Linked DNA regions of Mus musculus: region 1 is linked to region 2. The links are chromatin loops, found by intact Hi-C in ENCODE. Cell type or tissue: heart. All regions are shown on one strand. Links, peaks and the distances in the headings refer to the core of each region. The heading gives the core; the rest is flanking DNA.

Region 1 (15,091 bases), core at 3,494-11,493, 200 kb after region 2:
TGATCCCAGCACTTGGGAGGCAGAGGCAGGCGGATTTCTGAGTTCGAGGCCAGCCTGGTCTACAGAGTGAGTTCCAGGACAGCCAGGGCTACACAGAGAAACCCTGTCTCAAAAAATCAAAACCAAACCAAAAAAAAAAAAAAAAAAAGAAAAAGAAAGAAAAAAAAGAAAAGAAGAGAAGAGAAAAGAAGAGAAAAGAAAGCAGCAGCAGGAGAAACTACAGGAGACACAGAAACGCATGATTACAAGACACGTTGCTAAATGGTGATTGGGCCATCAAATGAAACAGGAAGGACATTTTAAATTTTTCTTAGAATCAAATGATAACAAAAACACAGCAACCCAAATCTATGGATTCCTTGACAGCAGTCTTAAGAGACTTACATTTGAAAAATTTGATCTTAAATAAATAGCAGTGCGTCTTAAGCTCTTCAAAAAGCAATAACAAATCAAACCCCAAGCCAGTAGATGGAAAGAAGTCATTAAAGTCAAGAAAAATTTTAATGAAATGGAAATTTATAATGCAAAAAAAATCTATCTAAAAAAATCAAAGAGTTTGTTTATTGAACAGATACATAAGAAGCAAACCACTTACCCAAACTAAGCAAAAGGAGAGAGGAAAAAACCCTCAGATTAATGAAATTAACAGATGCCAATGAAATTCAGAAAACCATGGGACATACTTTTAAAACATATTCCACTAAATTTAGAAATGGATGATTTTTCTGCCAAAATTAAATGAAAGTAAGATAAATTAATTAAACAAACATATAGCAAGCAATGTGATTGAAGTGACAATCAAAGCATCTCCCAACCAAAAAAAGTCCAAGCTCAGATGGAGTCACCGCTGAAGTCTACCAGACATTTAAAGAACTATGGGTTGGTGAGCAGGGCACTTACAACTCTTATAGAGGTCTTGGGGTTAGTCCCCAGTGCCTATGGCAGTTTTACAATTGCCTGTAACTCCAGCTCCAGGGGATCTGAACTTAAGGACCTGCATGCATATGCATGCACACACACCCATACACATACACACACACCTACACATATCCACACAAACATGCACACACACGCACGATACACACCTACACATATCCACAGGAACATGCACACACACACACACACACACACACACACACATATCTACACATATCCACACGAACATACACACACATACACACACACACATGCATACACACCTACACATATCCACACGAACATGCACACACATACACAACCACACACACATGCACACAGAGAAGGCATTTAAAAAATGAAGAACAGCAATGCTTCTCAATTTATGTCTATGAAACAGAAAACCACAAAACCTTTTTTTTATATAAAGCTAGAATTACCAAGATACCTAAACCAGGCAAAGACACAACTACAAAAAATACCATGCATCAATCTCCCTGATGAACATAGATATAAAAGTTCTCATTAAAATGCAAACCAAATTCAAGAGCACATTAATCACCATGATCAAGTTGTCATCATTTTAGAAGCCCAGTGGTTTAACACATGCAAATCAAGAAACACAGTAAGTACATTGCACACAAACTACTGAGATCACATGGCTATCTCAATAGGAACACTAAAGTCTTTTTGACAAAATTTAACATATATTTCTTCAGGATAAGAGTCCGAGGAATCCAGGAATAGAGGAATATGTATCAACATAATAAAGGCTATATATGACAAACATAACCAACATTATACCGACAGAGGGGCACTCAGCATTTCCATTACAACCAGGAACAAGACAAGGTTTTCTGCTCTATCCACTTTTACTCAACACAGTTTTCAAAGCCTTAACTAGAGCAATAAGACTAGGAAACAAAAGAGATAAACAGGAAAAAAACCAAAGTATCCTTACTTACAGATAATATGATTCCATAGATAAGACACCCTAAAATTCCTCAAGAGAATGACACACATTTTAAGCAAAGTGACAGGATGCAAAATCCACGTCTAAAAAAAAGCAGTAATCTTTCAAATACTAATAACAAGCATGCTAAGGAATAACCAGGAAAATAGTCCCATCACAACTATAGAAAAAGGAAGGAAGGGAGGGAGGGAGGGAGGGAGGGAGGGAGGGAGGGAGGGAGGGAAGGAGGGAGGGAGGGAGGGAGGGAGGGAGGGAAGGAGGATAGGAAGGAGGGAATAGAGAAGAAAGAGAGGAAGGAAAAAAAATGAAGATCCTAGAATTAACAAAACCAAGGAAGTAAAAGACCTCTATAATGAAAACGTCATCATGCTGAAGAAAGAAGTTGAAGAAGATAGTGGAAGACTGAAGAACCTTGCATGCTCATGGATGTTTTCACTTAACAGGATCATTTTCAGTCCCATCCATTTTCCTGCAAGTGACAAGATTTCATTCTTCATAGTTAAACAAAATACTATCCTGTATGCATACCATAATGTTTTATTCATTCATCTTTTAAAGGACATCTAAGCTGAATCCGTGATTGCCTCACATCGTGATCTTTGAGAGTGTGAGTGTACTACCTGAGTGGCTAAAGAGTCAGAAGAGTGTAGTGGGTGCTGTGGTGTCTTCTCATTGGCTGTTTCTCCTTATCTTCCACACCCTCCTGCCGGGTTCTCCTCTGATGCAGAGAAAAGATGTTTTAGGAAAAGAAGTCTCCATGTTAAACGTGAGTGTGCTACTTATAGCCAATCAATGAAAGTCCATCTTTTATCCACAATGATTAATTTAAAGCTGGGGGTTTAACCCAACTCAAGTTAGCAAAGGCAAGGGAAGTATTTTCAGAACTTTTAAGGGAGAATGCTTCTTCGCATAGCGAACTTGGGAGAGAGAGGACAAGCTCTTCTCTCTCTCCCTCTCCTCCTCCCTCTTTCACCCAACCCTAGCCCCTGCGTGGAGGTTCCGGGGAATAAGCTCTGTGGAATAAAGTTGATGCCATTGATGGCAGCAAGAGAGAAAATAAAGAAGACTGGGTTTTCTTGTGTGATTCATGATCCACAGAACTTGACTGACTACATCACCTTCCTCATAAGAAATGGCCTTTATTGCTGTTATTATTATATATAGCCAAAAAAAGTCCTATTTTGGTTATCAACTTTGGGGGTTGGCCCAGGAATCCTTGTGTGACGTAAGCCCTAACAAGTGATTCTAGATGAGTTGGTAGTGAGCCCAGGGCCACGTATTTAGAGAAATCACATTTTCAGAGAGCAAAGGTACTTGTTTCATTAACTCAGTACTCTGAACTATTAAGTAAAATATGTAGGTTAACAAGAGTTTAACTAATCACATTTAATGAATTGTATTTTGACAGCTTAAGTCATTTGTCTATTATATATCTGCCAAAGATAAATGCTCTTGAAACCTAAAAATCATACATTTTCTGCCTTTCCATCATAAATGACTTCATCGCAGCAACAATGACACCAATTTTATGCCTTTTATGTGGCAAAGTAGAGAAAATGGGTCTTAAATAGTCATTACCCAGTAAAAGTGGAGCTGTCACCCCAAATAGTCAACAGTCAGAGCAGAGAGTTTAAACAAACCCAGCAGCTCCTATATTCTTCCCTACACATGAGCTAAGGGACTTAGCAGGGACATCAGCCTTGCAACTGTAAAGAGTTGTATTCTGTCAACAGAGCTCAGGCAGCTGATCCTTGACCTCAGCCTTGTGGACCCCTCAGTAGAGAATCTAACCAGATGTGTCTCAGCTTCTAACCAACAGAATCATGAACTCATACATGACTGCTGTTTTAAGCTGTTAAATCTGCCCTGTTTTTATATCTGTGGGGTGTGTGTGTATGTATGTGTGAGTGTGTTTGTGCACGTGCATGCCATGAGAGCACATGGGGGGGGCTGTTGCATACACTCCTGAACATGCAGAAGTCAGAAGAGGATGTTGGGTATCCTGCTCTACTGTTCTCCATCTTAATTTCTTGATATAGAGTCTGTCATTGAACCTGGAGCTAGCCGGGCAGGCAACAAGCATCAGTGATCCTTGAGCCCCGGCAACCCACATCACCAGGGTTGCAGGCATGTGTAGCTGTGCCTAGATTTGTATGTGGGCATTAGGGATTTGAATTTATGCCTGTACAGCAAGTATTACATATGGAGTCATCTCCTTAGTCTTGTGCTAAATTCGATACCACGGTAAAAAAAAAAATTAATAGAGTCAAGAGCAGAGTTCAGAGTAGAGAGAGAACCTCCATCCACAGTATCCCTAACAAAGTGATGGGGGAGAGGATACTGGAAATTGTGTTAAACACAAACCATTAAAAAAATCTCTCTCTCTCTCTCTCTCTCTCTCTCTCTCTGTCTCTCTCTCTCTCTCTCCCTCTCCCTCTCCCTCCCTCCCTCTCTCTCTCCCTCTCTCTCTCTCTCTCTCTCTCTCTCTCTCGTGTGTGTGTGTGTGTGTGTGTGTGTGTGTGTGTGTGTGTGTGTGTGTGTGTGTGTGTGGTGTGATGTTTTGCATGAATGTGTACCTGTCTGTATACCACTTCCATGCCTGGTGCCTCTGGAGGACAAAAGAGGGTGTCAGATCCTATGGAACTGGGGTCCCCAATAGCTGTGAGCTGTTGTGTGGGTGCTGGGAATCAAAGTTGGTCCTCTGGAAGAACATCCAGTGTTCTTAACCACTGAGCCATCTCTCCAGCCTTTATTTTTAAAACTTCTAAAATCCTTCATTAAGTCGCACACGTATTGTCAAGTGATACTGCGCAGGCTTACCGACTCCTGACACACTGTGTGTCTCTCTGTTCTCACCTTGGCTAGAATGTCAACACCACTGGGCAGCAACCAACAGTCCTTTTTCACCCTATCCCAATGCCAAGAGCGGAGCATGATTCCCAGTAGGCACTTAATGAACATTTACAGAATAAACAAATACATTATTAGGAGTAGAATTATATCAGCCAGCATTACAACAACACTCAGCTGCTGGCAATTATTTATGCTTGAATTCGTTAGAAAGATTATAATAAGCTTCTTTGACTGTGCAAATACAGTTAAGTTGGCCAAATCATTCAGAACATAAATCCAGGACGTCAGGGCATATGCTTTTCGTCCTAGCACTGGGGAGGTAGAGGCACGTGGGTCTCGGGGAGTTCCAGGACATCGTGTTCTGCATAACAAGTTCCAGGGCAGCCAGAGCTGCCTAGAGAAACCATGATAAAAAAAAAGGGGGGGGGAATGAAAAATAAATAAACAAAAATGGCTTTATGAGCAATATAAAAGAATAAAAGGGACACTGCTGCTTTCTTCGGAAAGTCATTTGTATCAGATGGTGTCTTTCTGAGGCAAACACGTGAAGGAGTGTTTTCCTGAAGCAGACACAGGTGAAAGGATGGTCGGCTAAAGCCAGGACGTGAAAGGACGCGTGATGAAGGATTCTTTGCTAATGACACACACGTCTTGGTTCACCTTACATGCATTGTTGAGCTCCACTTGTCAGGACTCCATAGAAAGAAACACACTAAAAACCTCTAACGGTATGCTGGCGGCTTTTTGCTGCTTCTGTGGACCCAGGTCAGTGGGCAGTGATGTCAGCTGATACTACTGACTCACATGGAAGTTTGCTAAGAAAGACTAATGTGCTGAGGCAAGACACATGTGAGGCAAGACCTGTGGAGCACACATGAAGTTTGGAGGGAATATAAATAGGACTCTGGACTGTGGGAGGGGATTGCTTGTAGAGCAATCTATGCAACACTTCTTGGTCTCACGTCTTTGCTAAGAGAGGCACAGCAAAGAACTTCTCCTGGCATCCCTGTTGGCCCTGGTCCCACCGGCTGACTCCTGCCGACTTGACTAAGGTCTGACTGTTTCTGCTAGGTCATGCCACCACTGCTGCTATCACGACATTACTGAACCGGACTGCTGGTATGTGCGTGAAGTGTTTGCAAGTGGATCAAGCTGCCACAGCTGACCGGTGAACGGAACTGCTGACTTCCTGACAATGCAGAAGGGATTTGCTCCAAAGAACCATTTCTAAACAGGTCCACTTCCCCTGTATCCTAATAACCTATCTTTCCCACAACCTCTGGTGGGTGGTGGGCGAGAAGGGAGGTTAAAGCGTTTAAGGACCATTATTAAAAATAGGGTGAGGAAAGAATTAAAGCCAGCAAATAAGTATGTGACTGTGAATTAAATTAGATGTTAGTTCTAAATGCTTATCAAGTCCTTCAGTCATATACAAATCCACTTTTAGAAGTGGTGAGTACAGCTGCTAAGTCAGATGGAGTCAAAACAGACTAAAAAACCAGACAGACAGACACCAAACAAGGTTCAAATTTATAGTTGCTGGAAAATAAATACAATCCCAACCTTTTCCATAAGGAAAGAGACTGTTAGGTTCTACCAAAATTGTATTATATGTGAGATTCTGGGTTATACATATGAGCAAACATGCCTGGCCTTCTAGCGGTTCCAACCATGGCGGGGCCCTAAGGCAGATTAAATACAGTACAAGGCTGTGTGTTAGGTCTTATCAGAAAGATCAAAGCAATGAACCATGGGAGTAAAACTGACAGAGTAATGCTTGTGGCTTTCTGTTTTGTTTTTGTTTTTGTTTTCTTGGAAGGTTGAACAAAGGTCTCTGGGTGAAGGCTTTGTATAGAAGTTTCATCTGACATCATGACAATGGGGGGTAGAAGGTGACCCACCAGAAACCTACCCTTTGTCCTTTGTCTCATTAGTGGCTCTGAATCCATGCCTCAGAAGCAAACTCTGTGTGTGTGTGTGTGTGTGTGTGTGTGTGTGTGTGTTGATGTCTGTGTGGTCGTAGGGACTAAACTCATGTCCTATGCATATGCTAAGCATATGGCAAGTATTCTTCAAACTAGCTATACCTCAAGACCCACCTCAGCGAGAAATACATAGAATCTTCCTAGACTGAAAGTTGTAATTTATTCCATCCTCCTAGGACTCACGGGTACTTAGTCTTGTGTATGTGAGTTTTTCATATACACAGTGGAGAAACATGTGGGACCTTGGACAGTTTAAAAGTGTTAAAGAAATTCTACTGATGTTATCAGAGAGGGCAATACAGAAGAGCCCCCAATCCACTGGCAATTTCTTCTCTCCAGGCCAAGGAATTAATCTACAGGCTTTTTGATTCTCTGGCAAGCCTCTATTGAAAGTGTTCTTTTTATGTAGTGAAATGTCTTTTTGAACTTAAATATAGAACCTATATTTTAAAAGTATGGTGAAATACACAAAGAATGAGAAATAAGATTTTTTTTTCTTTTAAAAAGCTGCTTTTGTGACCCCCCGGGACCCCTTTAGTGGTGTATAGTGGTATAGCGTGTATAGTGGTGAATAGTGACTACATTGCCCTCTAGTGGCAGCCTGAGGTTATTAGGCATAAAACTCGGTTCCCTTTAGGTAGGAAGGTCAATTGATTGTTTCCCAGCGAGGGTGTGCTGAAGATGCTCAGAGGATAAAGACTCTTGTTGATTTCATGGGCTAACAAATCTTCCTTTTGTCACAGCACAGTGTGATAAAGAAACTAGAGCAGCAGGTTGAAAGATGGAGGAGCACTTTGAGGAAGCACTCAGTTCTCCCGGTCTTGGGGCGACTTTTAAAAACATCTTACATTTTTAAAATGTACTATTTTTTTTATGTACCTCATTAGCTTATGTGGAGCAGAGCCCTAAGATGAAGCATTCACCAATGCTTCCCAAAGCCCAAGCACAGGTAGGAAGAGGCAGCTGGCAGTGCCAGTTACAGCTCAAATAACTAGTGTTATTTGACCCAGGCGAGGGGAGGGCATTAAGTGGGCAGGGTAGGCGGGTGGGGAAGATGAAGGGAGGGCACTTTTCCCACAAGAGGAAAAGGAGTTAGCGATGTGAAAAGACTAGGTGTGTACATTTAGATCAAATGGGTCTCCAAGGTCACCAAATCGCCCCCAGCATTCTTTCCTTTGGACACTCAGGAAGAGGTAAAAGTGTTCTGTAGCTCACCCAGGCAACTGGAGTGTCTTTAAGATGTTGCCTCTCTCTAAAGTAACTTAGCCATGTACCAGCTGAGGACAAAGCAAAATCATTAGTTAAATTAGCAGCGTGATTTTAGGAGATGAGTCGTTGCTGGCGGGGACGATCTAGCCACAGGTTTCACTTGGACCAGTGTTTCCTGTCCTGTGGGTTTCCTTAAAGAAAATGAAAAGAAATGAGTGTGTTTTCTAGATCACAAACCCCTTTAAAAATTGTTTGTTTGTCTGTCTGTTTGTTTGTTTGTTTAAATTGCCACCTCACGCATGTGGAGGTGAGAGGACGGACGACTTTACGGAGTTGATTCTCTCCTTACACCTTACTTGGGTTCTGGGGTTGCACAGCAAATGCTTTATCAGCTGGGCCATTTCACTGGCCCAGGACCTGATCTATCTATCTGTCTATCTGTCTGTCTGCCTGCCTGCCTGCCTATCTATTTCGAGGCAATCTTACTGTGTATCCCTGAATGGCCTGGAACTTGCAATGTATTCCAGGTTGGCCTCAAAGTCACAGAGGTCCACTTGCCGCTGCCTTGCTGGGTTTAAAGGAATAAATCCAGGCCCAGTCAAATCCCCACTTTTTAAAGTGGGAAACTTAACATCTTGTTTGTTGGTTGCTAAACAACTTTAGGGTACACTGTGATGTATAACACGTTCTCTCCTCCCAGGTTTCCCCTCTGGGCAAGCCAGCTCTGCAGCAGATGAGGAGGTCTCCCTTTTTCTTAGCTGAAAAGGACACTCCATATACCAGTACGCAGCAGTGCGGGAGAGGACACACATCGTGTCCGATGTGGTTTCCAGGCAGAGCGGCTATGGAGACAGACGTGTTGAGAGGTGCATACAGATTTCTGCTCCCTAATTGAGCAGAGATGAATTATCCAGCCCTGACTACCAGCACGGATGATGAAACAATGCATTTTTAGACTCTTCTCCGGGGTATGTATGAATATGTGGTGTGTAGGACTTTTCCTCCAAGGATAATTTTAGCCCTGAAAACTCATCAAATTATTTCAAATCCTGGCAAGTTTCAAAACATGAGTGGGTGACTTAGGAAAGGTCTATTCTCAAGAAGTAACAATGGTGTCAGCACCATCCAAGGGACTTGAGAAAGAACGCGCGCACACACACACACACACACACACACACACACACACGCTCTCTCTCTCTCTCTCTCTCTTACACATACACACTGAATCACTTTTTCTCTCCCTCTCCCTCCTCCACTCTCCTCCTTCCCTCCCTCTGTTCTTTTGCTTCCCAGAAATTAAGATGGATTGACCACATTGAGAGTTATTTGTATATTTCTTTTCAAAGCCAAGGAATACATTTATATTGGCGTTAGAGACAAACAGTTCTATCCCACAGAAACTCGGACAGAGTTTAGGCTTAAATCAACCAGCACCACCGGAGCTGGAGGGATCACTCAGTGTTAAGAGCACTGACTGCTCTTCCAGAGGTCCTAAATTCAATTCCTGACAACCACATGGTGGCTCACAACCATCTGTAATGGGATCTGATGCCCTCTTCTGGTGTGTCTGAAGACAGCTACACTGTACTCCTATACAATAAATAAATCTTAAACAAACAAACAAACAAACCAACAAACCCAGCACCACAACCATGATTATTGCTGACCAGACACCACCGTTTCTACTTGCCACTTCTCTCTTTCCTTTCTCCCGAGTCTTCCTCTCACAGAACAACACAGTCAACGGGGGTGGTAATATATATCTGTCAGTCATCCCGGGTGGTTTCAGACCCTGCCTTTGCAGGGATGAAAAAGAAACGCTCTAAAGGAATAAGTAACTACACACCGTGTGAGTAGGTCTTCCTACTTCCCTTGGCCTCGTTTTAATTCTCCCTCCTGCCTCCTACCAAACACATCTTTCCAGGTGGACTGCCATTCGCTTGATGGGATTGCTTTCCTTCTGCTTAGCAACTGGCTAGAGAAACATCATCAAAAGACCCCCACCCCTCTCTGCCATAACCAAAGCGTCACTCTCCCTGCCCACTCATCTGTGCTAGAGAGGATTAGACTGAACCTCGGGTGGCAAAGAGCAAATGCTTTGACACCCCCCCCCCCCCAGAGAATTGATAGCCCTCTGAGAACAGCACAATGTGCTCATGAGACAATCAGAAAGCTTCACACAGAAGTATAATAGGCTCTAACATGAATATAATTAATGATCAGGCCGGAGGAAATGAGCCAGCCAGTTAAATAAATATTTATTTAAGCAACTGTGGCAGACCCACCTGCACTCAATGGATTTTTTTTTTTAGCTTCATTAAAAACCTAAATTATATACATCCAAGAGACCAAACGGGTTAATATACATCAGACCTATGTGCAGGTTATAGGTACACAAGCTAAGAGAGTCCCAGCATTAAATTACCTTAAATGCACTCGGCTTTTGTCTACGGAGCATCCGCACCTGTGAATTCAATTGACTTCATGCCTAAATTATTCAGAAAATATTGTGTTAGCAATGATTATTTTCAGACTTTTTTTTTCTTTCTTTTCTCTCTTCCCAAAACCCTAACAGTACAAGGCTGGTGAAGGAAATGAGAGGATAAAGGTTGGAGCTATGCAGATGGTCTTGGGACACTGGCCTGAGGAGGGCCTGAGTAGAGATGGAGTCTTAGATGATGTTGGTTAGGCTATAGGAATCTATGAGATTGCTCTAGTAGAGGTGAGGGGAGACTTGAAACAGAAATCAGACCCTGCCAGGAGCTGGGATGTGAGAGATAATGAAGGCAAGAACAATGAAGGAGGCAGCAGAAATTGGCAGGACGTAATGGTGGTGGGAATAAAAGAGAAACTTAAGTGCTGAGTTACTAAAGAAAAGAAGCTGTTTGCGGCTGCCCCTAATCTAATGAGGTAAATAGCTCAAAGGGCAACTGCCAGTCATGGCTGCTGTTAAGAGCTCCATTGCTCCAGGAGGAAGATTGGTCTAATCTAGTTTAGCTTTTCTTCTGTACTTTTCCTTGAATGCTGTGAATGGAGTTCAGGCGATTCACAGGGGTATCGCCCTGGAAAACCAGTTGGCTGCCAAGACACCGCACAGAGTGACATTCACTGCCGGTGACTCGAACAGAGAAGGATCTGGCATTAGTCCCGTTGGCAGGATGAGGCTTTTTATCCCTCTCTCTTTCCTTTCCCTGGGGCATGGCACACACCCAAGTCCACTCTCGGATCAGGCACGCAGTAAGTAAGGACTAGAAAGGGGTCTTTTGTCAAACCAGACCTTCATCCACCAGCAGGGACTGGAAACTCTTGGAAATTCTTCTATTCCAGGCTAGGAAAGAAATAAAGAAAAGCAGATGGAATGGAGTGATTGACAACCTAGACCGGAAACTAAGGAGGAGAAGGGCTGAGATCAGAGATCTAGGCACAGAGCAATTTAAAATACTAAGAGGTGGAAGGGAACAAAAAACCCCTTCCGTACAAGGGAGGGGCTCCCAGGACCCTGGGAAAGAGGTGACAGTGTGGGTGGCCTTGGGAGTTAAGAACAAAGGGCAGGCGGGGGTGGAGCCCTGGGAAGCAGAGCTGCGGTTAGGACTAGAGCAGATGGTTTGAGCAGGAAGTCGCTGTTCTGAACGTTCTTCTGGACCTGTCATTGCATGAGATTGATCAGCTCGGCTCTGTCTGCATCCAGAGAGAAACTCTGCCTTTCCGCGGAGGCACACGGTAGCCAAAGCCACCGAAATGAGAGGATGAGCCAAGTTACGGATCGCATCTCATAATGAGAAACGCAGGGGTCCACTGCAGAGTTCAGAGTCACCACCTTGCTGGCCAGCCAGGAGAGAAGTCAAATGATGGCCCAAGGGTGCAGATGAGCCCACAACCGGAACACAGGTGGCCTGCCGCATAACTCATAGCATAGAGGCAACCTACGCAAAGACACTTCCCCTACATACAGTGTTTAAATGACTCCAGCAGCCTTTGCAGCTTAAACTTTCCTCCTTTTATTTGTCTAGGCCACTGAAACTACCTGCATCCACATTCACTGGGGGAATCTGAAGTGTCCATATACCATCAAGGTGCTATCCAGGCTTGCCAGAATCAATGTCTTAAGAGATTTCCTGGAATCGGCAGTTTTTAAGAAGTCTGCACGGAATTTATGGACCCTAAATACAGTTGCATGATAATCACTCAGTTTCTTTGCAGTCATTGAGCGGAGCACATTTATTTAACTAGGTTTGTCTGATTGTATTTATGATCCGAGGTCTGAAAAGCAAATCATTTGTCTCTTTCCCAGTTTGGGAACTTGTGCCTATTAAATTGTCAGTGTAAGAGGGGAAGTGGGAAGCTAAGTGTTGGCTTTGTTTAATGCTCTCTGGTCAGTCTTTTGACGGATAATAGGACTTCCCAGCTTTCCATTAGAGCTCAGACCTAGACCTGGCAGCTGGAGGATGTGAGGAAGGCCCTGCCCATTGGGGTTTCTGCATGGAGATAGAGGTAGAGTTAGGGGCCAATGAACCAGTCCAGAGGAAGAGAGAGATAAGAGCTTGGGTAATTCTTCAACAAGTTCTGTCAGTTACTTTTCTGTTACTATGAAGAAACACTAGGACAGAACCAACTTAAAGAAAAGTAGTTTATTTTGGCGTATAGTTCTGAGGAATAAGTGTCCATCAGGCCAGGCACGGCAGCAGGGTCAGGAAGCAGGGAGGTCACATAATTCTACACATTCCAGAGGCAGGACTGCAGGTGGAGTGAGACTTTTCAAGTCTTAAAGCCCACCCTTAGCAATGTATTTCTCCATCAGGGCTGTAGCCTCTCCCACAACAGCGCCACCAACTGGGGACCAACTGTTCAAACACCTGAGCCTGTCAGAGACATTGCTCACTCAAATGACCATACATTGTAACCCTGCCTGGCAGACAGCATGACCTCCTGAGCCTCTCTTTGTTCCCCGTCTCCAAAAGGGTACAAGTTGCTTAGTTTCCCTCTAGGATCACACTGAAGCTCTGCTTCTGCGACCTACTTGAAACAGGCTTCTAGCAGACTTCTCCAGGAAGTTGTGAACTCCCCGGCCTGGCCTTATTTTTGACTTAGCTTTTTCTTCAGCACTGTTTCTGCCATTGCTCGCCCCCCCCCCCCCCCAACTCCTGACAAGAACTTCTGCTTCTTTCTCCCCACAGAGCAACCAGCCTAGGTTTCAGAAAGACCACCAGTTATGGCATAGGGAGAGCCAGGCACAGGCTGGACCTGCCTCTCAATCACTTTCTCCTATGCCTCATGCTGAAGTCTCCCCCTCACTGCAGAGAGCTACAGAAAGATCTTCAGTCAAAGGAAGAGGCTCAGCTGTGCTCGCTTACCAGACTCTCCTCAAAGAGCTGGTTTGGGTGGTTTTAATACTGCCCTTCAGTCCTTAGACATGGCTGGGGTCAGTCTGAGAAAATCAGTGTGGCCACACAGAGGAGAGATTTCTTTTAGGAGATGTAGGGGTAGATGTAGGTATAGGACATGTGGCAGTCTGTTGCATAAGAGATGAAACAGAGGAGCAGGAAGAACAGCTGAGCCAGGGGACAAGTGACACGAGATGTGGCTGGAGTGTGGACAGAGGCCATCCTGATGGGTCCTCCCCTATGCCGTGCTAAATCCCAGAGCTTTATCCTGTTGACAACAGTTACCAAAGTGGATTCTGTATATTTCCCATTGGGGGCAAGCCAGCTAAGCTGCTGCTAGTGCATTTTAAAAGATTATAAATTATAGTCACTAGTAAACATAATTATTGATGTACTTATATATTTTTTAGTCTTAAAAATGGAAATAATGAGCTGGGCATGGTGGTGCACGCCTTTAATCCCAGCACTCAGGAGGCAGAGGCAGGTGAATTTCTGAGTTTGAGGCCAGCCTGGTCTACAAAGTGAGTTCCAGGACAGCCAGGGCTATACAGAGAAACCCTGTCTCGAAAAATCAAAAAAAAAAAAAAAAAAAAAAAAAGGAAATAATGAACCTACCAATTTGTGGTAGCTGGGTGTTTGAAATATGCTCCCCAGGCTGATATGTTTGGACACCCGATCTGCAACCTGTGTCATTCAGGTTGTGGGGCCCATGTGGTTTGCTAGGTCAGTAGGACAGAAACAGTTCATGATGCTCTTGCCTCGCTAGGCTAAGAAGTTCCCCTCAGCTTTTAAGGACCTCAATAAAGGCTGAAATGAACTGGGAACTTCAGGACTTGCTGGTATAGTGAAGCAAAGTTGGACATTTTATTAAAGATATTTAGATACAGGCTTAAGCATGAGAGTTAAAAGGCACTCAGAAGAAAATAAGATATACCCAAGTGGCAGGATGTGTTTCCCAAGGTAGAAACGACGCATCCAAGTGGTGGCTGGGTACAGGCTCTTCAAGATAGAGTATGCAATTAATTCTTAGCCTTAACCATATATACCATTTTGATGGCTCTCAACTTGTATTTCCAATGTTTGCTAAGAAATCATCCCCCCTCCCAATTTTCTTTTCTATTTCTTTTGATAAATAAGGTGGCTCTGAAGATGCCTTGGATGAAATTACAGTCTCATAAGGTAAAGTCAAGAGTCAGTAGGGTTGCTCAAAGGATTTACTGTGTGTCTTTTTCCTGTAAATGGGGTCTCTGGTAAGATTCCTACAAAACTGCTGGTTTGTAGCTTAGAAGAGAGAAAAAAGAGAAGCCACAAGCAGTATTAAAGCTGCTGCCACCATGTCTTCTATGCCACAGTGGACTGTGTCTTAGTGTCACTGTTGCTATGACAACACACCATGACAAAAGCAACTTGGGGAGGAAAGGGTTTATTTGGCTTACACTTCCACGTTGTAGTCTGTCACTGAAGGAAGCCAGGACAGGATTCAAACAGGGCAGCTATCTGGAGGTAAGAGCTGATACAGAGACTGTGGAGTGGTGCTGCTTACTGGCTTGCTCCCCATGGGTTGCTCAGTCTGCTTTCTTATAGAACCCAGGACCACCAGCCCAGGGATGGCCCCAGCCACAATGGGCTGAGCCCTTCCCCATCAATCACTAATTAAGAAAGTACCTTACAGCTACATCTTATGGAGGCCTTTTCTTTTTCTTTTTCTTTTTTTTTTAAATTTAATTAGGTATTTTCTTCATTTACATTTCCAATGCTACCCCAAAAGTCCCCCA
Region 2 (15,091 bases), core at 2,851-10,850:
ATCTTTTCAACTACCAATGGTCTGAGCTCGAAAAAGCTCAACCACACACCCAGGAAAGCCAGACCAAGTGCTCTGCTGTGCAACAGTGTCACTTGTCACTCCAGGAGGTGACTGACCTGTTTTGACTGGGGAAGTGTCAGCAACTGGTGGCTCTCAGATCACGCCTAACTTTACTAAGTGATTTAAAAGTTTAAGAGTTGCCGGGCGGTGGTGCCTTTAATCCCAGCACTTGGGAGGCAGAGGCAGGCGGATATCTGAGTTTGAGGTCAGCCTGGTCTACAAAGTGAGTTCCAGAACAGCCAGGACTATACAGAGAAACCCTGTCTTAAACAAACAAAGAAAGAAACAAACAAACCAAAACCAAAACAAAAAACAAAAGTGTAAGAGTTGCAGCAGGGTGTGGTGACATGGGCCTTTAATCCCAGCACTAGGGAGGCAGAGGCACGTGGATCTCTGTGAGTTTGAGGCCAACCTGGTCTACATAGTGAGATCAGGCCAGCCAAGGCTACACAGAGAAACCTTGTTTCAGAAAAAACAAACCATCAAACAAACACCACCTCAACAAACAAACAAAACAAAACAAAAAACAAAACAAAACAAGCCAATGCTTAGCTAATGGAGTACACTTGAAGAAAGTTGGCTTTGAGGAGTTTTTAAAGTTCAGGGTGACATTCTAGAAGAGTCACTGCACTTTAAACAAATATTAAAGCCCTACTGCAAATTGTTGACTCTTTTGGGAATCTGGAAAGATGCTTGCAAGTCCCAGGCTCCTGCGCTGGAACTTTCCATCACATCCTTGGTGTGGAGTAGCCAAGTAGAAATAGTTTTCTGACATGGCTCTGGCCCAGACTAGGTCCACTTTTTCTTCCCAAGGTTTATGGAGACAATGCCCAGCTCTAGTTACAAGGGGGGTAGGACAGTGTGTTGTTTCTGAGTATGAAGGGGCAGCTGGTTAGGTGAGTTTTGTCATATTTAGAGGACCTGTGGTACCTTATGAGTGGGTGGGCTTGCGTCTGCTGAAGGTGCTTTGAAACCCTTCCTGTAAGTTCAGAGCTGAGTCCAGATGTCAGGCTAGAAAACAGAAAGCCTGTGTACTGGACAATATGGGCCTGGTAAGTAAAGTGGCCTGGTAACAAAGACAGCTGCCACATCCCATGGACCATTCATATTTAAAGCAAAGCAGCAGAATTTGATGTCCTAGGACATAAAGACTTAGTGAAACATGTGACCAAACCAGAAGTGTGACCAGCTGCCTAGACACGGTAAAGGCAGTGTAGACAGCTTTGGCCGGCTAAGCACAATCAACCCTGAAGGCCTTTGTCTGGCTCAGAGGGGAGGAAATGGAGATTCACTGAGGCTCCTACTGTACCAAACAGAGCCAGTCTTGGTTCTAATACCTTTTTTAACCTTTAAAAAATATGATTATGGGTTTCATAAATATGTTTTTATTCAAACATATCATGTACTTTGATCATATTAACTCACACACACTCTTCTTTCTACCTATCCTCAGAGAGAACTTCTTTTTAATTAAAAAATTTAATTCATTATATTTTGATCATGTTTCAACCTCTCTCAACTCTTCTCAGGCCCTCCCTGCCCAACTTTATGCTCTTTCTCTCTCTCTTCCAAAAAAACCAAAACCAAAACCAAGCAACAAAAAGAAATACCACATGAAAACAGAATAAAAATCAAAACAAATGAAAAAACCCATAAGACAAAACAAACAAACAAAAAAACCAACCAACCAAACAAAACCCTATAAAATTGATTTCCTTTTGTGTTGCCCACCTACTCCGGGGCATGATATACCTATACCCAGTGAAACTCCATTGTAGAAAACTAATTTTCCTTTTGCTGGTGGGTATTGATTGCAAATAGCTTCTTGGTTACGGTATGTGTGGTGATTTGAGTGAGAATCGGAATAGGCTCGTATGTTTGAAAGTCTGGTTCCTAGCTGGTGGACAGTTTAGGAAGCATTAGTGGGTATGGCCTTTTGGCATGGGTATGTCACTAGGAGCAGACCTGGAAGTTTTAATAGGCTGTGTCATGCACTTTCTGCCTGTGACTTGCAGGTCAGATATGAACTCTCAGTTACTGCTCCAGCACCATGCCTGCCTGCCACCATGCTTCCTGCCATGACGTTCATGGACGAATCCTCTGGAACTATAAGCAATCCTCTAGTTAAATACTTTCTTTTATAAGTTGCCTTGGTCATGATGTCTCCTCACAGCAGTAGAGCAGTAACTAGGACATTTTGTGACCCTATGTTCATTTTCCTCTCTCAATGCTGGGGCTTCATCTGGCTTGAACCTGTGCAGGCCCTGTGCATGCCACCACAGTCTCTGTGAGTTCATACCTGTGTCAGTCCTGTTACATCTGGAAGAGACTATTTCCTTGGTGCCATACAACTCCTCTGGCTCTTAAAATCTTTCTGTGTCCTCTTCCACATAGATCCCTGAGCCCTTCTAGGAGAGGTTTGATGAAGACACCCCATTTAGGACTGAGTGTTCTAAAGTCTCTCACTCTCTGTCCACTGGCTGGTTTCAGGGCTCTGTGTTAACTCTCATTTGCTGCAGGAAGAAATGTCTCTGATGAGCACTGAGTGAGGCATTCACGTAGGATTTTTTTTCCTTCTTTTCTGCTTTTTTGAGACAATGTGTCACTATGTAGCCCTGGATGTCCTGGAACTCACTCTGTAGACCAGGCTGGCCTTGAACTCACAGAGATCTGCCTGCCTCTGCCTCCTGAGTGCTGGGATTAAAGGTGTGTGCCATTACACCTGGTTGGAACTTTTTTTTTTCTTTAAAAGAAAGAAATAAAAAATTTTAATTACAGATTTAAATAAAACCTAATTAAAAACAATTAGAATCCCTAGACAGATGTGTGTGTCAAACTCATATGGAAATGTGTCAGATCCTTTAAGAGCTTAATCCTCTGAAGAGACTGATGCTAAGCTGATCTCTAGAAGCAGGGTAGATTTTTTTAAAAAGAGTGGATTAGTTCTTGGCAGAGCTGGTTATATAAGAGAGAAGCTTATCTCTCCCATTCCCCTCTGTCTCTTGTCCTCCCTTGCTGTGTGATCTGTTGCTTCTGCATGCTCCTGCTGTTTGGCCTCAACTATGCTCCTTCATGGAACACCCTCTGCTGTGTTGTAACACAGTTGGCCTTTGCCAGAGTCCTGTACCATTCTATTTGAGTTTTCTGGCTACCAGAATTAAGAGCCAAGTAAATTTCTTTATATATTACACATTTATTTATTACAAATATATTATATATCTGGCAATTTGTTATAGTAACACAGAACAGACTTAAGACATTCCTACTGACATGTCTTATTTATACATGTTTCTATGCCATCAAACCATTTTGGCTCCTCTCCACAGAGAATGAAAGCCATTTATTGTATACATCTTTCTAATATCCATTCCAAGGCTAGTCAGATGCCCATTTTTTGAACAATCCCCTCTCTCCTTATTAGAAATGTCCTCTTGAAGCATATAGGAAATTCTAATATGTAAGTATGTACATTTATGTATTCTTTTCTCTCACTGCTAATTCTGTATTTGGGTACCAATATTCATTTTGTAAAACTCTATAGTACAATTTAAGCTGATAGAGCTAAAGTACCTTCTTTTTCAGAATATTATTTTGAATATTTTAGAAAATCACTTTGATTTTTCTTCTGATATTTCCTGTGAATCCAGGTATATTTTTTCTAATTTCTGTTCTTCTTTTTTTTTTTTTAAGATTTATTTATTTATTATATGTAAGTACGCTGTAGTAGTTGTCTTCAGACACACCAGAAGAGGGCATCAGATCTCATTACAGATGGTTGTGAGCCACCCTGTGGTTGCTGGGATTTGATCTGTTCTTTTTCTTGAAGAACTCTTTCCCTCTTCATCTCCCAGGTGGTCACATTAAAATCTTTAAAGGGCAGGCAAGATGGTTCAGTGGGTAAAGCACCTGCTTCCAGGCCCGAGGCCATGAGTTTGATTCTTACAACCTAAATAGCAGAGGACCAACTCCTGCATGTATCCTCTGACCTCTACTCAGGTGTCAGGTTGTACACACACACACACACACACACACACACACACAGAGTCACAATGCAGTCATACACACAGAGTCACACAGTTACACACACTCATATACACAGAGTCATACACAGTCACACACACACAGTCACATACTAACACAGACAGTCACATACATAGTCACACACACTCATATGCACATATACACACACTCACACACCCAGAGCCACACACACACACACACACACACACACACACCACACAGAGTCACACACACATACAAAGTCACACACAGTAACACACACAGTCACACAGGCAGTCACAGGGACAGTTACACACATTCACACACATATGCACACACACACACAGAGTCACACACCCAGAGTCACACCCACACCCACATGCACATACACACAGTCATAGACACAGAGTCATACACACAGTCACACACACACAGACAGTTACACACATAGTCACACACAGTCATACATAGTCACACTCATATGCACACGTGTACATGTATACTCATGCTCACATATGTGCACTCACATATACACACATGGACTCACTCACTTGTAGTGACATTTAAATGTTGTAGTGACATTTAAACGTCCTTCAGCATGATTCAGCTGTTACTTTTCAGGCCCCCTGTAACTCAACACTTTTATCCACCTTCAGCCTTCCGTGACTACAGAGACACCATCAAGAAGAGTAAATGACCCCTTTTGTAATGGTCATTCCTGGTTGTCAACTTGATTATATCTGGAATGAACTACAGTCCAGAATCGGAGGGCTCACCTGCGAGATCTCTGAGTCAACCTGGGACAAAGCAAGTCCCAGGTCAAGATGTGGTGGTACACGTCTGGGCCACATCTTCTGCTGGAGGCCTACATAAGGACATTGGAAGAAGGAAGACTCACTCTTATTCACCTGCTTGCTCTTACTTGCCAGGACATCTGTTGGAACCTACTTACTCAGGATTCCAGCCTCTACAGAAGACCAGCTGAAACAACTAGCCTCGTGGGACTGAGCAACTACTAGATTCTTGGACTTCCCGTCCACAGCTGCCCATTGTTGGGGAGTTGTCCTGCAGCACATCTGTTGGAACATCTGTGGGAAATGTTCGTGGGACATTTACATCTACATGTATACTCTTACACACGTGCACAAACGTGAACATGTACACACACATACATATCACACACATGTGTGAAAATGCTTATGTACACAGGAAGAAAGAAAGTAACAAAGAAAGAAAGAAAAAGAAAATGAGTTGGTAACTGGGGGACCCCAGGGTGAATTTCCCACAAAAGGAGTCCAGCCTCCAGGTGAGATACTGAGCAAATGCTTGGACAACCCCACTGTGTAAACCACACAGCCAGCAGCCCCTCATCTGTGGGGTACTTTTTGAGCCTAAAATAAAAGAAATATCTAGAATAGTCTCAAGGGTAAAGGGCTATGGCTTATGACTCCAGGTAACCTCAAGCATGATGCTGGACACCATGCACCAATTAACGAGCCCTGGTTGATAGATTTATTATGGGAAGACGAGTAAGACAAAGCAACGTTTGAGTGCTGCCAAGCCACACTTGGATAGAGCCCACAAACAATAAAATTCTTCATAACTTCTGGTTTAGTCCATCTTCATTGACGCAACACCCAAGGAAAAAACACTGATTCCTTTCCAGTACCTTCAATCCTGTAATGAAAGGCAGTAAAAACCAGCTAGGAGCCTGAAGGAGAGGCTTGGACTATTAAGCTTACAGGTTACCTTGACTTCTTGTAGGAAAGAATACTGTTTTCTGTTTAAAAAGTCCTCTTGAAGTTGAAATAGAAATCTGTTTTGGCAGCATTAATCAACACCAGGGGGCAGGAGCGTAAGCAGAGTCAATACAGCTTTTCTAGGACGGTGGTGGGGCTGGGATGGGGAGGGGTGGGGGCAGCCTGAGAACATTTAAAAAGCTTCCAACGTGGTTCTTGGCACCCAGCTAAGAGTCTCTCTGAATTACTTGAATCTGAAAGCTTGAAAACCTTTTCAAATTTATTTGTTAATTACAGAAGCCTTCTGTGTTCATTGTGTGTGTGTGTGTGTGTGTGGAACCCAAAAAACCAAACCAAAACGAACCAAAACAACAACAACAACAATCTCCAAAAACCACGAAGAAGCAAAACAAAAACATTTTACCACGAGTACTGTCACCATCCCCTAGTAAGCACTAACATTTTGGTGAAGAATATTCTAGAGCCTGTCCCTGCATATCTTTCCCTCCTAAGTAGAATCAAACTGCATTGTTCTTACAGTGTGCTGTTTCATAGCTTTAGCTGGTAATAGTCACCCTTTATCTCAGCATATACGGTTTGCGTAGAGAAAAGGCCTATCCAAGATTCTAGTTTTGGCTCTGACCTAACCAGCCCTTGGCTACCAGCTCTGCTTCCTCCTCGGGGTTTAGATTTATCAACTGTGAAACACAAAGTGTTTGAAGCCAACAATACACAAGGCGCCTCCTGTCTTTATCCTTGTAACTGACCATTAATGAAAGGAAGCCAGAATGGGGCAGACGGCAGTTATCCTGCATGCAGGTTCTGATCCCAGAGAGCCACAACTCTACTTGGAAGGTCCCGGCCAGGTTTCTTGATCTCCTAATGGTTTTCCTTTATCTAAGATGGTATTTATGACAGGCAGTTCCATGTAGGATGCTGTAAGTATTTAACAGATGACATGGTGCGCATGCTTGGCCCATGATAAGACTCAATGAGCCATGCATGGTGGTGACTGCTGCTTCTCTCAGGTACTAACTTTGCTGAGGTGAGAGTAGAAATGAGCACAGGAGGATCGAGTATTGAACTGAGCTCTAACGTGGGATGTTGCTGATACACACAAGTTTATTCCTCAAAGCAAATTTACCATCTCCATATTGCACAACAGGAATCTGAGGCTAGAACTTGCCTGGGTTCAGGTGAGGATTAAAACCCTAAACATTGGCCTTTCACGTGGTCTTGGCCATCTTGAGAGGGGCGTTAGTTCTGCTGTTGGTCAGGTGCTTTATTCAGAAGTAAAGCCCAAGAGAGAGAGAGGGAGAGAGAGGGATGGTCCAGCGGCTAAGAGCACTTGTTACCCTTGGTAGAGGACCAGGGTTTGGTTCCCAGCACCCACGTGGTGGCTTACAACCAATGACAGGGTATCCAGTGCCCACCTCTGACCTCTGAGGGCACTACATGTATGTGGTATGCATACATACAGAGGGGTAAAAAACACTCATATGTCTAATATAAAAATAAATCTTTAAAAAGTCCAATTATCAAGTTTCTTCCTCTGTGATGTTCAGTAGACGTTTCTTTAAAAAAATATTTATTTTAGTTTTACTTTGTGTTGGTTATGTGCACATGTGTGCAGGTCCTGCAAAAGCCAGAGGAGGGCGGTAGAGCCCCTGAAGCTGGAGTTCCAGGCTGTGTATGAGCGCCTGAGCTGGGTGGTACGACCTGCTCTCTGGTCTGTGGAAAGAAGAGCAAGGGACTCCTACCCTCTGAGCCGTTCTCCAGCCCCATAGCATGGTTCTTATTCTTTACTCCATTGTAACAATTCTTGAGTCTGACAGTTACATGACAGAGGAATTTTTTGCACATTCTAATTGGCTTCTAGATAGCCAAGCAGAGCTAGGTCATGGACTTTGTAAAAATAATCAGTATTCATACGCATAGAACAACAAGTAGGGGGAAAAAGGGCCATGAATTTGAAAGAGACCAAGGAACGTAGGAATGTTCGGAGGGAGGAAAGGAAAGGGGGAAGAACAAAAAACAAAAGAAGAAAACAATTTTATATTTGATTAACAGATATGCCTCCCCCCGCCCCTGCGCGTGCGCGCGCCTTGCTCTCTCTCCCCCCAACAGGGTTTCTCTGTGTAACTACTGAAACTCATCCTGTAGATCAGGCTGGCTTCGAACTCACAGAGATCCTCCAGACTCTTGCCTTCAGAGTGCTGGGATTAAAGGCATGCACCACCACACCCGGTCGAACTTTTTAGTTTTTAAAAGTCCAATTATCAAGTTTTTTCCTCTGTGATGTTCAGTAGACGTTTCTTTAAAAAATATTTATTTTAGTTTTGCTTTGTGTTGGTTATGTGCACAGAAGAAAAGAAAGAAATCTCAGCGAAAGCCGCTGGGTGGGTAGGGCATGAAATCAACTGTGATTTTGACCTCTGCCTAAGGATGTCATAACTCAGTCTAGGGATTTGGGCTGTCTGCTGCAATTGGTGACAATGAGCAAGGACAGTAACTTCATGTTGGCCTATAGTTCTCTCTCCCAAGCAGAGAACTGAATAGGTCAGCACATAGTCTCCATTTGCTTATTCAGAGGCAGAGTCTCGCTAGGCTGTACAGACTGGCCCTCTCTGCCTCTGTCTTCAGAGGGAAACACACACACACACACACACACACACACACACACACACGGCCACTTCGTTTCATGGGCTCACGTGTTTTCTTAACATTTGAGTGGCTGTGTGACTTTATTTGTGGAGGAAGAAGAGCCAGCCAACTTCTCTTTGCTTGGGCCAAGGTGCTTGGACACAAAGCAAGGAGCATCACAAGCATTTCAAATAACACAGACACCGGGCGGAGCCACAACTTTCTGAGCTCAGATTCAACTCTGCACAGACCTACGCGTTTCCATAGAAGACCCCGCCAGGCTCGCACAAGCTGCAGAAGGCCAGCTGCGAGCCGTGAGCTACGTGCTGCACGCCAGGCTCCGGGAACACGGCTGGATCCCGCTGGCCCAGGGCTCAGGGACTCTACGGCCGCCTTCCAGCACGCTCTGGTCACATCCAGCCCCGCGGTGATCACGTTCCAGGGGCAGGGGCTCGTGCCCCAGCTGCACAGTGGTTGGTCAGGGCGCACGGCCTTTGATTGGTCGGAGGGACCGGTTCACGTGATCTGGCTTTGATAAGCTGCCTCCCGGTTGCCTGCGGTCAGTCGGCCGGCTGGACCGCGGCGCTGCATCCTCTTAAGTACTGAGTGCGAAGTTGCTCAGGGTGCGGTTGTCGCGGTCGCCGCTGCCTCTCGGTCCAATGAGCTGCACCAGGTAGGTTCAGTGCAACTCTGCGCCCGAATGGAGGGGAGCCTGCAGCTGCGGGGACTTTGGGGGCTTTTGTGGTTTTGTCTTCTCTGCAGATGGGAGACTCCCAGGTTGATGGCTGAGTTGAATCGTCCCGGAGGCTTTGAAGGGATGGAATTTGAGTTGTATTTCTTAGCGCCTGTTTTGGGAATCTACATCTCACAGTAGAAACTGCCTTAGTGAGTCAGTTTTAGCTGGGATTCCTTTGCTGAAGTGACTCTGTTGCCTTTGAGCTCAAAGACCCAAACACTTGGGTGCAGCTTAGTTTTATTGATGAGGTAGTTTAGCCTGTGGCAAAAGGTAGAGGATTTTGCATTTCTTCTTTCCCCACTTCCCCTCTCCTGGTTTGTCATAGAAAATGCAGTCTTAGAGTTTGAGCAAGCTATTATTTTTAACTCTTGGCCAGGACTTAGAATTCCAGGGAAATAGCCCACTACTAAAACTTTCTATAAATGCAGGAGTAAAAAAGGAAAAAAACCAAAAAAACTAAAACAAAAAGAAAAACAAGAACAGCTCAACCAATAAAAAACGAACAACAGCTCCATCAACCAGGCAACCAAGACCATCTCACGAAATGTTGCATCTCCAGTTGTAACTTAGTCCAAGAATTCTCCCTCCCCAAATCCTGCCTCTTAATGGTTGTGAGACAAATAGACTTTGAGGTTTTGTTGCTGGAAGTTTGTAATCCTCTCAGAAAAACCCTAGAGCTATTAAAGTGAGTTCAGTATACATTCTTTACAGGCCACTTTGTGATGATGACCATATACAGGGTGCTGTGCTTAGCACTGGTATGAAGAGAATTCTTCAAGCCAGACTATATTTATGATCAAAATATGTTATATACATATATAAACTGTTAAAGAATAAATAATTAATAAAGCCCCAGACTCCAAAATGGCACCTACTGTATTTCATGTTTCTTTGATTTATAAGGCTGACATTGGAGAGGAAAAACCTAATTCTGTAAGTGTGGAATTATAGTGTGGTTCAAGGGAAAGAAAGGCCAGAAAAGTCTTGATGGATGGTTCTTTGTTTGATGCAAACTATTGTTATTGCCTTCCTACTTGTAAATAGGACCTGCTCAACAACAGGAAACATCATAGAAGCCCAAACCAGTAGATGCTATAATTCCATCAGTCAAAGATAATGAACATCTTAGTGTTTTCCTTTGTAGTTTTCAGTATTTATAAATTCATATATCTTCAGTGTATTTTAAAACAGCTCATTTTCTGGTTATCAGTTTTTAAAACTACTTTATGTTGTGTATATATAATGTACACTGCAGGCTACAAGACAGAGCTATAGTAAAGTGGTTATTACTGGTCAGAATGAACAAGTCTGTTATCCCTGCAGGTAGCTATTCCCTTTATAGTTGGACCTGTCATGGGCATCTTTCTATATGAACTGTAGATTGTTTAAAGTTTTTCCTTTAGTCTGTGAGATGTTGGCTGGTGTTGCAGTTGGTCATTTGTGAAAAAATGAGGATGACTGTGATAAAATGAAAAAGTCATTCTTTCTTTTAACAAGCGTCACCTACTGTCACTCTAAGGACAGCATGACATTTTAAGAATTGCTTCATTTATTGTTTCCCAAGTGGATTACTTCTCCTGAGAAGTAAAACCGGTTCGAGAGCCAAAATAGGAAACAGCAGCCAGAGGGAGCGAGAGGCTGGGACTGTGATAATGGAAGAAGCTGTCTGGCCAATGGACTCTTTTGGGGGAAGCTTTAAGAACATATTTACCTTTCTGGCTCCATGCCATGAAGCTCTACTGTAGTGGTTTTAAGTCCCCGGAATCTGAATTTTTTTTTTCTAAAGGAAAGAAACTTCTCAGGTCTTGTTGATCTGACAGGTTTAAGAACCACTGGCCCAGAACAGAGTACATAATTCCAAGAGCTGTGTCAGACTTGTTCAGATAGAGCCCTCTTGTTTCTCAGATGGAGAAACTGAATCCTCTCTGAGTGTTTCAGGCAGTTTACACATGGGCCCAGCAGCCTGCCAAGCACAGAGCTAGACTGTAGATCTCATCACCCCAGTGCTCTCCTTTTCTCCACGTGATAGCACCTCTCTGCACTGGAGTACTAGTGTGTGTGCATTTGGGACCAGGGGAAGACGACTCCAGACCTCGGTGATTACCACTGTTTTTTTTTTTTTTTTCTCATTCCAGAATGATCCATGTGCTAGATCCACGTCCTTTGACAAGTTCCGTCATGCCCGTGGACATGGCCATGAGGATTTGCTTGGCTCATTCACCACCTCTGAAGAGTTTCCTGGGTCCTTACAATGGTTTTCAACGAAGAAATTTTGTGAATAAATTGAAACCTTTGAAACCATGTCTCAGTGTCAAGCAGGAAGCCAAATCGCAGAGTGAGTGGAAGAGCCCACACAACCAAGCCAAGAAGCGGGTCGTGTTTGCGGACTCCAAGGGGCTGTCACTCACTGCTATCCATGTCTTCTCCGACCTTCCAGAAGAACCAGCGTGGGACCTGCAGTTTGATCTCTTGGACCTTAACGATATCTCCTCCAGCTTAAAACTTCACGAGGAGAAAAATTTGGTTTTTGATTTTCCCCAGCCCTCAACCGACTACTTAAGTTTCCGGGACCGCTTTCAGAAGAACTTTGTCTGCCTCGAGAACTGCTCTTTGCAAGATCGGACGGTGACCGGGACAGTGAAAGTGAAGAATGTGAGCTTTGAGAAGAAGGTTCAGGTCCGGATCACCTTTGACACCTGGAAAACCTACACAGATGTGGACTGTGTCTACATGAAGAATGTTTACAGCAGCTCAGACAGCGACACCTTCTCCTTTGCCATCGACTTGCCCCGTGTCATTCCAACTGAGGAGAAAATTGAGTTCTGCATTTCTTATCACGCTAATGGGAGGATCTTCTGGGACAACAATGAGGGTCAGAATTACAGAATTGTCCATGTGCAATGGAAACCTGACGGAGTGCAGACTCAGGTGGCACCCAAAGACTGTGCATTCCAACAGGGGCCCCCTAAGACTGAGATAGAGCCCACAGTCTTTGGCAGTCCAAGGCTTGCTAGCGGCCTCTTCCCAGAGTGGCAGAGCTGGGGGAGAGTGGAGAACTTGACCTCCTATCGATGAGTTAGGCAATCTACACACTGCCCTTGTCTGATCATAATCCTCATGCAATTCTAGATCTGTATTGCTCAATATTAGGAAGTCGTAGTTACTTTCTATCAGTAGATTTAGGTATGAGCTGTTGGGGCCTGGCTATAGAAGCTATAGCTACTTGAGAATTCATTGTTGGGGGTTTTTGAGGGTGATGCCACCAGCTTTGTTCTGAAGGATCAAGGACAGCCTGGGAACTAGTTTTATACAAGCGACACCTTTTTTTGGGAGGTGCATCATTTCCCTCTCAGTTCACCAGCTTTCACTTTGACCAAGGAAAGGTTTGAGGACTGTTGATGGTGATGGAACGCTGTGGTAAGGGTGTGAGGAATGTGAAATGTATATGCCGAGGGCTCGAGTCAGCGGAGGAGCCATGGTTAAGTGGATATTAAGCCATTGGTGGGAACACATAAAGTTATCTTGTGTTTCAGAATGGGTTCTGCAGGCTTCTCCTGAGGAAATAGCTCAAAGATGGGAAAGAAATCCATTCTATGCATCCTTGTATAGGAAAATAAAAGGATGTTGGATGGTACTGGGGGAGAAGATGAACTGAAGAATCAAGATCTTGAGGGCTAGAGATGTAGCTCAGTTGGTAGTGTGCTTGCCTCGCATGCATGAAGACCTGGGTTCCAGGTCTAGCATCATACAGCTGGGGGTGGCAGCACATGCCTCTAATCCCAGTATGTTATAGGGAAGGCAGAGGCAGGAGGATTAGAAATCCAAGGTCATCCTTGGCACACAGAAAGTTGGAGGCTAGCTTGGGCTAGTCAAGTCCCTGTCTCAAGGAAATGATGATATCAAAAGATCTCAAGTGAATCCTTTCAGTTTAAACATGGTCTACCAGGAACCATGTTTTAGAGAGTGTTGAAGCACATCTGGCTTTGCATTCTTAATTGGATAAGCGGCTTTGTGATGAAGGCATCACTCTTGGGTTCTTGCTACAGAATGCTGCCTGACATCAGGCATGTTGTCACCAGTGACTAGCAGCATGTAGGGACTCCACATCGTGTCAAAGAGAGCTCTTTCAGTGCCTCCATTAAACCACAACACTGTAGCTGTTTAAACCAGTTACCTGAATGCTCATCTAATAACTCATGAATGTTTAGGACCTTATTTGAAGGTCTATTCACTGGTGTCCTTCTGAAATCATCAGGAGGGCCATCAGTGTACACAACTCACGTCCTTCATATTGAAGGTGACTCATCTTTCTGCCACACTTTTTCAATGTGACATTTGAAGTGGGGACTGACACCAGAGTCTCAATGCAAGAATCCAGGACCTTGCACATGAAAGTATCGGTCTATCTCGTGCCTAATTTTGTCTTGCTGTTTTAATTTCTAGTCAAAATGCTTTTAAAAAGTGTAGATATGAATTATTTTGAATGTGAACTGTTTTTGCGTGCGCATAAATCCACTTTGTGGGATCTTGAGGACAGGTGTCCTGGGTTGATTGTCCGGTGTGCATGTACTTTGAGGTGAGTTGGGAAAGTGCAGTGGATTGTAATGTATGTGATCTGCCATGCTGGAAAAACACTATTGGGATACCTCCCCTGTGATGGTATTTGAGGTTTGGCTAGCATCCATAAGTTCTCTGCTGTAAATACCTACATTGTCCCTATGAGCCTCTCACTTTTAGAATAAATGTGCTTGGTAAAAGACCCGAGAATGTTTTCTTTCCCCCCAAACCATAACTGGTTAGATCAGAAATAGAGCAACTGAAGTTCTCCTGTTTTGCCTAGCAACAACCAAGCAAGCTGGTTTGGAGCAGGAGGTGGCTCAACCTGCACACATTCACCTGCCTCAGACTCGAACGTGACCGCGGCACGTGACCTCAGGTCTCGTGGCGGACGGTGGACAGCTGACAGCCGGGGCTTGGGTCCAGAGGCAGTAAGCTGAGCTGCTGTAACTGTGTCTGTCTATGGCTCCTCCTTCTCTCACATGCTTTCTGCCGGGCCAGGCTTAGCCTGGGTGCTACCTGTCACTCACACACTTGGGGGGTTGGGGGGAGATAATGCAGGAGGTGTGCAATAGCTCTTACGTTTTGAGCTCTAGTATCTTTCTGAGGGGCAAAGCTTGGAACTGCAGAGAAATCCCAGGAAGGGCCGATGGGTATTACTTTTGGGCTGAAGGGGAAGCACAACTTTTTAGGGTCAGTCAACAAACAGGTCCATGAACCTAAGCCGCTCTTCCAGTTTTGCCTAAAATTTCCATAAATGTCTTCACACTGCATCATCATCATTAAAATTTATTTATTTATTTACATCCCAAATGCTGCTCCACCTCTCCGTCCTTCCCTCACAGAGTCCCTCCCTCACCATGTCCTATCAAGTGTCTGTCAGGTTAGCACATCCTCTCTCATTGAGGCCAGACAGGGCAGCCCTGTTGGGGAATGGATACCACAGTGAAGACTACAGCTTTAGAGAGAGCCTCCATTCCAGTTGTTGGGGGACCCACATGGAGACTGAGCTGCACATCTGCTACATATGTTTCACACTGTATCTTAAAAACTTTTATTGAAAAAAATTTATATACTCTGATCATATTTTTCCCTCCATGAGTTTCTCCCAGATCCTCCCTACCTAGTCAATTAAATATATATATATTTAAGAATCTCTCTTTATAAAACAAACAAGAAAGAAAGAAATACCTATTGGACTGAGCATGGGGTCCCAGATAGAGGAGTTGGAGAAGGGACTGAAGGAGCTGAGGGGTTTTGCAGCCCTACAGAGGGAGCAACAGTGGCAACAGGCCAGACCCCCCTCCCCCAGAGCTCCTGGGGACTGGACCACCAATCAAAGAGTACACAGGGAGGG

The links. Peaks named below come from ENCODE experiments on the same cell type or tissue, not always from the same donor. Only the 100,000 strongest peaks of a DNase experiment are listed, where the experiment ranks them.
Region 1: a loop joins it to region 2, with 2.8 times the contacts of the local background. A loop is called at or near these places in 6 of 42 quality-filtered maps.

Annotation. Positions count from the first base shown.
Region 1 is chr19:36,530,955-36,546,045 of GRCm38, reverse strand. It overlaps Gm32143 (a long non-coding RNA gene), which reads left to right and starts at 7,245. Exons shown (of 3, transcript XR_386676.3): 1 at 7,245-7,675; 2 at 8,636-8,903; 3 at 11,946-12,123. In heart, for the core only: a CTCF peak has its summit at 7,309 (motif pointing left); a DNase peak (open chromatin) is centred at 11,075; H3K27me3 peaks cover 673 bases.
Region 2 is chr19:36,730,576-36,745,666 of GRCm38, reverse strand. It overlaps Ppp1r3c (protein phosphatase 1, regulatory subunit 3C), which reads left to right and starts at 9,063. Exons shown (of 2, transcript NM_016854.2): 1 at 9,063-9,114; 2 at 11,313-13,936. The coding sequence starts at 9,101. The coding sequence ends at 12,252. In heart, for the core only: CTCF peaks have their summits at 5,895 (motif pointing right), 7,430 (motif pointing right), 9,004, 10,800 and 2 weaker places; a DNase peak (open chromatin) is centred at 8,916; H3K4me3 peaks cover 2,697 bases; H3K27ac peaks cover 3,832 bases.